Regions from separate parts of the Homo sapiens genome. Here region 2 is linked to region 1. A link is a contact called in ENCODE Hi-C or POLR2A ChIA-PET data. All regions are on one chromosome and are shown on one strand. Each heading gives the region's core, a stretch centred on a gene start or an enhancer-like site at or near the end of the contact. The rest is flanking DNA. Distances are from core to core; before and after follow the strand shown.

Evidence for each region. A loop is a pair of places that touch in the nucleus more often than their neighbours do. ChIA-PET counts read pairs that join two places held with the same protein, here RNA polymerase II (POLR2A). Pooled maps may share reads with other maps.
Region 2: a loop to region 1 is called in a pooled map, with 4 times the contacts of the local background. The contact joins the enhancer-like site here to the promoter of CDS1 in region 1. A Hi-C loop is called at or near these places in 3 of 168 maps with a recorded cell type or tissue (IMR-90, Right ventricle myocardium inferior and posterior cingulate gyrus) and 8 of 50 pooled maps. POLR2A ChIA-PET finds 5 or more read pairs at or near these places in 4 of 52 experiments (A673, H1, MCF 10A and 1 more).

Annotation. Positions count from the first base shown.
Region 1 is chr4:84,581,872-84,584,571 of GRCh38, forward strand. It overlaps CDS1 (CDP-diacylglycerol synthase 1), which reads left to right and starts at 1,256. Exons shown (of 13, transcript NM_001263.4): 1 at 1,256-1,647. The coding sequence starts at 1,531. LOC102723338 (a long non-coding RNA gene) reads right to left here and starts at 350. Exons shown (of 8, transcript XR_007058460.1): 1 at 1-350. RefSeq lists silencers at 863-1,072, 1,113-1,212 and an enhancer at 1,049-2,002.
Region 2 is chr4:84,732,210-84,734,909 of GRCh38, forward strand. WDFY3 (WD repeat and FYVE domain containing 3) reads right to left here. Exons shown (of 68, transcript NM_014991.6): 44 at 1,173-1,400. Among named protein-coding and RNA genes, the nearest start is that of WDFY3-AS1, 63 kb to the right of the region's middle. Within about 2 kb of position 1,327, at least 3 of the 41 ENCODE cell types and tissues checked have a DNase peak (open chromatin) inside an H3K27ac peak, as active enhancers do.

The DNA.
Region 1 (2,700 bases), core at 6-2,505:
TTGAAAACGTGCAACCCAAACTAACCGCACAGCTTCAAAGATCTGTTTGGTGAGGTAAAATGATGTCTTTGTGTTCTGCTTTTCAATGCATCCTAATTTGACTTTTGGTTTTGCTCATTTGTTAGTAAATTTTCAACACTTTACTTACTTTTACCGTGTCAGTAAAGACCTTGAGGAATTTACATAGTTGATCTATTTCTATAAGGGTGCTCTCCTGAACCTTGTCCTGTGTGAAGGCCCGCCTTTTTTCTTTTTTCTCTTTGTTTCTCTCTTTTTTTCATTTGTTAGCTTGTCAGTAATGACCGGGTGGCGGATACATGTCAAGAAAACTAATCACCTTCTAACAGGATTAAGACTAGAATTAATGCAGATCTTGTGCCCTTCCTGTTCCCGCTTTGGCAGCCCAAGGTCCACCACTGCTCAGAGACTAGCTGGAGGGCAACGGCGTCCCATAGCATCTCACACTGTGTTGGGATCCTAGGTGGTGACCTTTGTGAGATTCAGTACTGAGTTTCTGGGAGACGGCGCTGCGGTTGTGATCGGAATTGTTGGCCGACGCACCTCTGGACGCCCAGTGAGGCAAAAGCATCTCCTGTTTTCAAGGTGATGACACTGGGCTGGAATGCCGCGGGGCCAACCAGTCCGTCCTGCCAGACAAGTTTCTGGTCCAGTGAGCCTCCGACCCGCCGCGCGTGTCAAGCTGACAAGGCCGGGGAGGCGTTTGAAGCAGCAGTGTTGAGCGCTGTTAACATTTAGCGGGCGTCTTTGAGTAGCTCCTCCAGCCCTCGCAGCGGCCCAGGGACTAGCCTGCAAGTTCTCAACGCTCACTTCCAGCCCGCGCTGGCCCCGCCTCCGCCTCCCAGCTCCTCAGCCTCCTCCCGCCCCACCGCTCCCACCTTTTCTCAGGCCCCCACCTGCCAGCACGCAGAGGCGGGGGCGGGGTCGCGGGCCGGGCTCCTGACGTCACCTCACGGGGAGGCGGGGCTGTGGGAACCGCAGTGCAGCGCAGAGGGGCGGGGCCTGCGGCGCGAGACCTGGTGCGGGAGGCCCGGGCAGGGAGAAGTGTGCGGGGCCGGGACAAGCCGGCTCCGAGTCCGGCTCCGGGGGGCGGGGCGGGAGGGGCCTGCGCGGCGGCGGGAGCCCAGAGCCGCGCTAAAGCGGGTCAAGCGTCCTCCTTTTCTCCCCGCCCCTTCTCCTCCTCCTACCTGGGCCTCTGCGTGGAGACGCGCACCTGGCAACCGGAGGCCGCGTCTCCGCCTTCTCTGCTCGCGCCTGGCGCCCGGAGCCTGCCCGGGACCTCCGCCGGAGCCGCGCTCGCTGCAGGCGGCCTCGAGCGCTCTCTCGTTGATGCCGTTTTGGAGGTGACCGGCGCGGCGGCCGCTCTATGGTGGGGCCGCGTTAGTGGCTGCGGCTCCGCGGGACTCCAGGGCGCGGCTGCGAGGTGGCGGGGCGCCCCGCCTGCAGAACCCTGCTTGCAGCTCAGGTTTCGGGGTGCTTGAGGAGGCCGCCACGGCAGCGCGGGAGCGGAAGATGTTGGAGCTGAGGCACCGGGGAAGCTGCCCCGGCCCCAGGGAAGCGGTGTCGCCGCCACACCGCGAGGGAGAGGCGGCCGGCGGCGACCACGAAACCGAGAGCACCAGCGACAAAGTAAGTGGAGCCGAGAGAGGCGGACGCCGCGCCCTGGCTGGGTCCTGGTTGGAAGCGGGACACTTGAGAGCAAGGGTGGGGCCCGTCCAGCGTCAGGTGAGGCTGCACGCTGCCGGTGCACCTTCCTCCCTGCCTGGCACTGCTTCCTCCTTCTCCAGAGGGGGTCGGGACCCGGGATCCCAGTGGCGGTGAGGTTCCCAGGATGACCGCGGCCGCTGCCCGGGAGAAATGGGCCACTCAACCCGGCTTACAGTTTAGCTTCATCCTCTTCCGGTCCCTTCTTCAGGATCTGGGGCCGACGCTGGAATCAGGAGGGAACCTGTCCTCCTAGGGGCTGCAGTGCAGTTAGTAGCTGCCACCTCACCTCTCTTTTCAGTAGAGGGAACAAAGTTAGTAAGGACTAGAGACGTGCCACCGTCGGCTGTATCATTTCATCGGATCCTGACGCGGGAGGCTTGGCTTCTCGCGCTGCCCCATATGCACTTACATTTTCTCCATCCTTTTTCAGTATGATAGATTTTGGAGGTTTTAGAGTATCATGCACGTGACATAATAGTAATCTTCCAGCTTCTTTTGAGTACACGACAGACAGTGCAATTCTTCTGTCTACCAGTAGATTTCATATAACCCGACGTTAATTCATGAAGACTTTTCACTTCCTTTTCTATAGATTACTCTTCTTTCACATTTAAGAATAAGTAGATGCGATATTACTATCTGTTTAAAGCTAGAAAAGGAATTCGGGCGTGTTTGGTAATATAGTGGTGCAAGTAAGAACTTGTGAAGAAATGCAGTTTTATGATCTTATGGACTGGATGGTTTGGGAAATTGGACCAGAGAATAGATTGTTGTATCAAACCGTCTGTTTAGAAAATTCCATTTTATTTGAGAAACCCAAAACACGTAAACTGTTTCTAGAAGCATACTTTGGAAGCAGGCATTGCAGTTTGAATTACAGAAGTGAGGTGGATTGCCCAAGGTCAAGTTCGTGGCTCTTGAAACTAGAATCTAAGTTTCCTGATTCCTTTTCTTCTGGTTTATGTGGTTGCTGAG
Region 2 (2,700 bases), core at 77-2,576, 150 kb after region 1:
TAATAACTATCAGCAGGAGCTAAGACCTACGCATATTATTATTTTAAAAATGTTACTGTTAATTGACAAATTGTAATTGTTTATGGTGTACAAAGTAATGCTATATGTATATGGTTTGAATGATTAAATCAAGCTAATTAACATATTCATCGCCTCAAATACCTAACAATTTTTGTGCCAAGAACGTTTGAAAAGTACTCTTAGCAATTTTGAAATGTACAATAGATTATTATCAATTATAGTCACTATGGAATGTAATAGATCTCAAAAAATGATTTCCTCCTGTTTATCTGACTGTACCCTTTGACCAACATCTCCCTATTCCCCTCACTTCTTGGCCTCTGGAAACCTTCATTCTACTCTGTTTCTGAGTTTGATTGTTTTAGATGCCCCATATAAGTGAGATGGATCATGTAGTATTTGTCCTTCGTACCTTGTTTATTTCATGTAACATAATGTCCTCCAGGTTCTTATACGTTGTTACAAATGACAGGCTTTCCTTATTTTTTTAAGGCTGAATACTATTCCATTATGTATACACAGCATATTTTCTTTATCTATTACTCTGCTGATAGACACTTAAGTTGATGCTAAGCTCTATATTAGCATCAGGACTGGGGTTAAACCAATCAGTACAAGATAAATGGAGCCAGGGTGTTTGTCAGAGAAAAACAAGAGGCATTGGAACAATTCAAGCTGCCTCACCTTATATGATCAGAGCTACTTAGAAGATTCATGTGTTCTAATATACAGTGCTTATTCTGGACCAGACACTATTCTAAGTACTTAACTAATTTTAATGAACTAAATCCTCCTAACAGTCCTACGAGGTGGAACTATTATTTGCTCCAATTCAGGCATAATAAAATGAAAACTCAGAGAGGTTTAATGACCCATAACCCAGCTATAATAGCAAAGTGGCAGAGTCAGGTCTTAAATTTGGGCAGTCTGGCTCTGGAGTCTGTAATCTAAACCTCTTTATTATGATGTCTCCTTCTTGCACTGTTGCATCTTTTCACTCCACCTCCACTCTGAAGTTATCAATTTAATAGCGTATGTTGAATTTTTAAAATTAGCTATTTGAGGTAATTGACTAAATAGAGAAAAAACGCTTACAGAGGAAAATAAAAACTTGAAAGAGCCATTGTGATCATTGAATTCTGCATACTCACCGCCACATTTGTCTCTTGCTCAGTTTCTGGCACGTAAGGGTAATGGTTATAAAACATATCATTTCGCACCATCTTTTTCCTCATCCTGCAGGGCCCTTCTGTCATCTCCAGCATCCACTTGTCGAGGTGGGAGCCGATGGGAGGGCCCCACAGCCCCCGCTCCCTCAACAGCTCGCACTCGATCTGACACCACTCTTCTGTCACGTACTTCAGGGCATTCTGCTGACGCTGACAGGAAAGAGTCCAGGTCGGTTTTCAAGCAAAAGCAGGAGTAACAGTAACAAGTCTACAAGTCACTGAAAATCAAGTTATTATTTGGAAACAAACACAATCCACACCATTTCAGTTAACATTATAAAAGTAAAATTACATTTGTTTATGGTTAAAGTAAGAGGTTTTGTTGTAGAAGGTGGACTTCTTAAAGCATCAAGTAAATGACAGACATGGATAGGGTAGAGTGTGCAATATAGTGAAACAGAGAGTTGAAAGAAGTTTGTTTCTCTGGCACAGGAAAGATGGTAATATTACTATGAATTATATTGAAATGGTTAGCCCTATGTGCGTTAATAAATATATATGGTAATTTAAGGATACACCAAACTGTAAAATAGCTACCACAACATGTACGGGGGATATTCTAGGAAGTCAGATGAAGAAAAAGTGCCAACAGGCTTGATTACTGGTGAACTAGGTAAACATTTCCAAAGATTTTAGATGAAGAATATAAACATGCAGCACTAAGAGGAAACTTGATGTTCATACAAAAATCAAAGAGAAACCATTTTCTTCTGGCCACTGGGATAGATCCAAACCATTTTTTAAATGGAAATTATGACACAGTACAAGTTCTTATCTATCAAATGACAAATATATAACATTTCAACAGTAGACAGTGACAAATAACTTGCCCAATGATTCATGGAATATAAGTATATACAATTTAAATCTAAAAATAAAGATTTCTAAAATATAACTGACAGTAAAGATTACTGAGTGAACAATTAAAAAATTATCTATCACAGTAGTACTGATATGTTCTTTGGTTGGGGAAACTAAGGATCTAGTGTTATATCCGTAAAATATTAGCAGTTAACCATTCAGAAACCTTTAATAGATCCAAAATAGCTAATCTGAGAATAAAATATTTAAGATAAGCTTTTGAGTAATTATGAATTTACCAAGAGAATTTCAATAAATTTATTTTTCACTGACATAATCACCAAGCACTTGTAGTATAGTAAAAAATAATTTCATTCAATCTTGTAATTTTTTACAATTTTAAGAGACTTCTCAGAGACTTGGATGCGTATTTTCACAATCTCCTTGTTAAAAGCCTGAAAAAGAAGGCTCATTCTTACATTTTTATTTTTATTAGGAACAAAGACATGTAACATATCAGTAGTGAATGTCAACAGAATTCAGCTGGGCTCATTTTCAGTTAGTTGCTTTTTGAAATGCAGTTTGTTGACAGAAGATTAAAATTTTCCATCCTAAAATCAGTAGCCAAAGTAGCTGATGGCAGGAATAA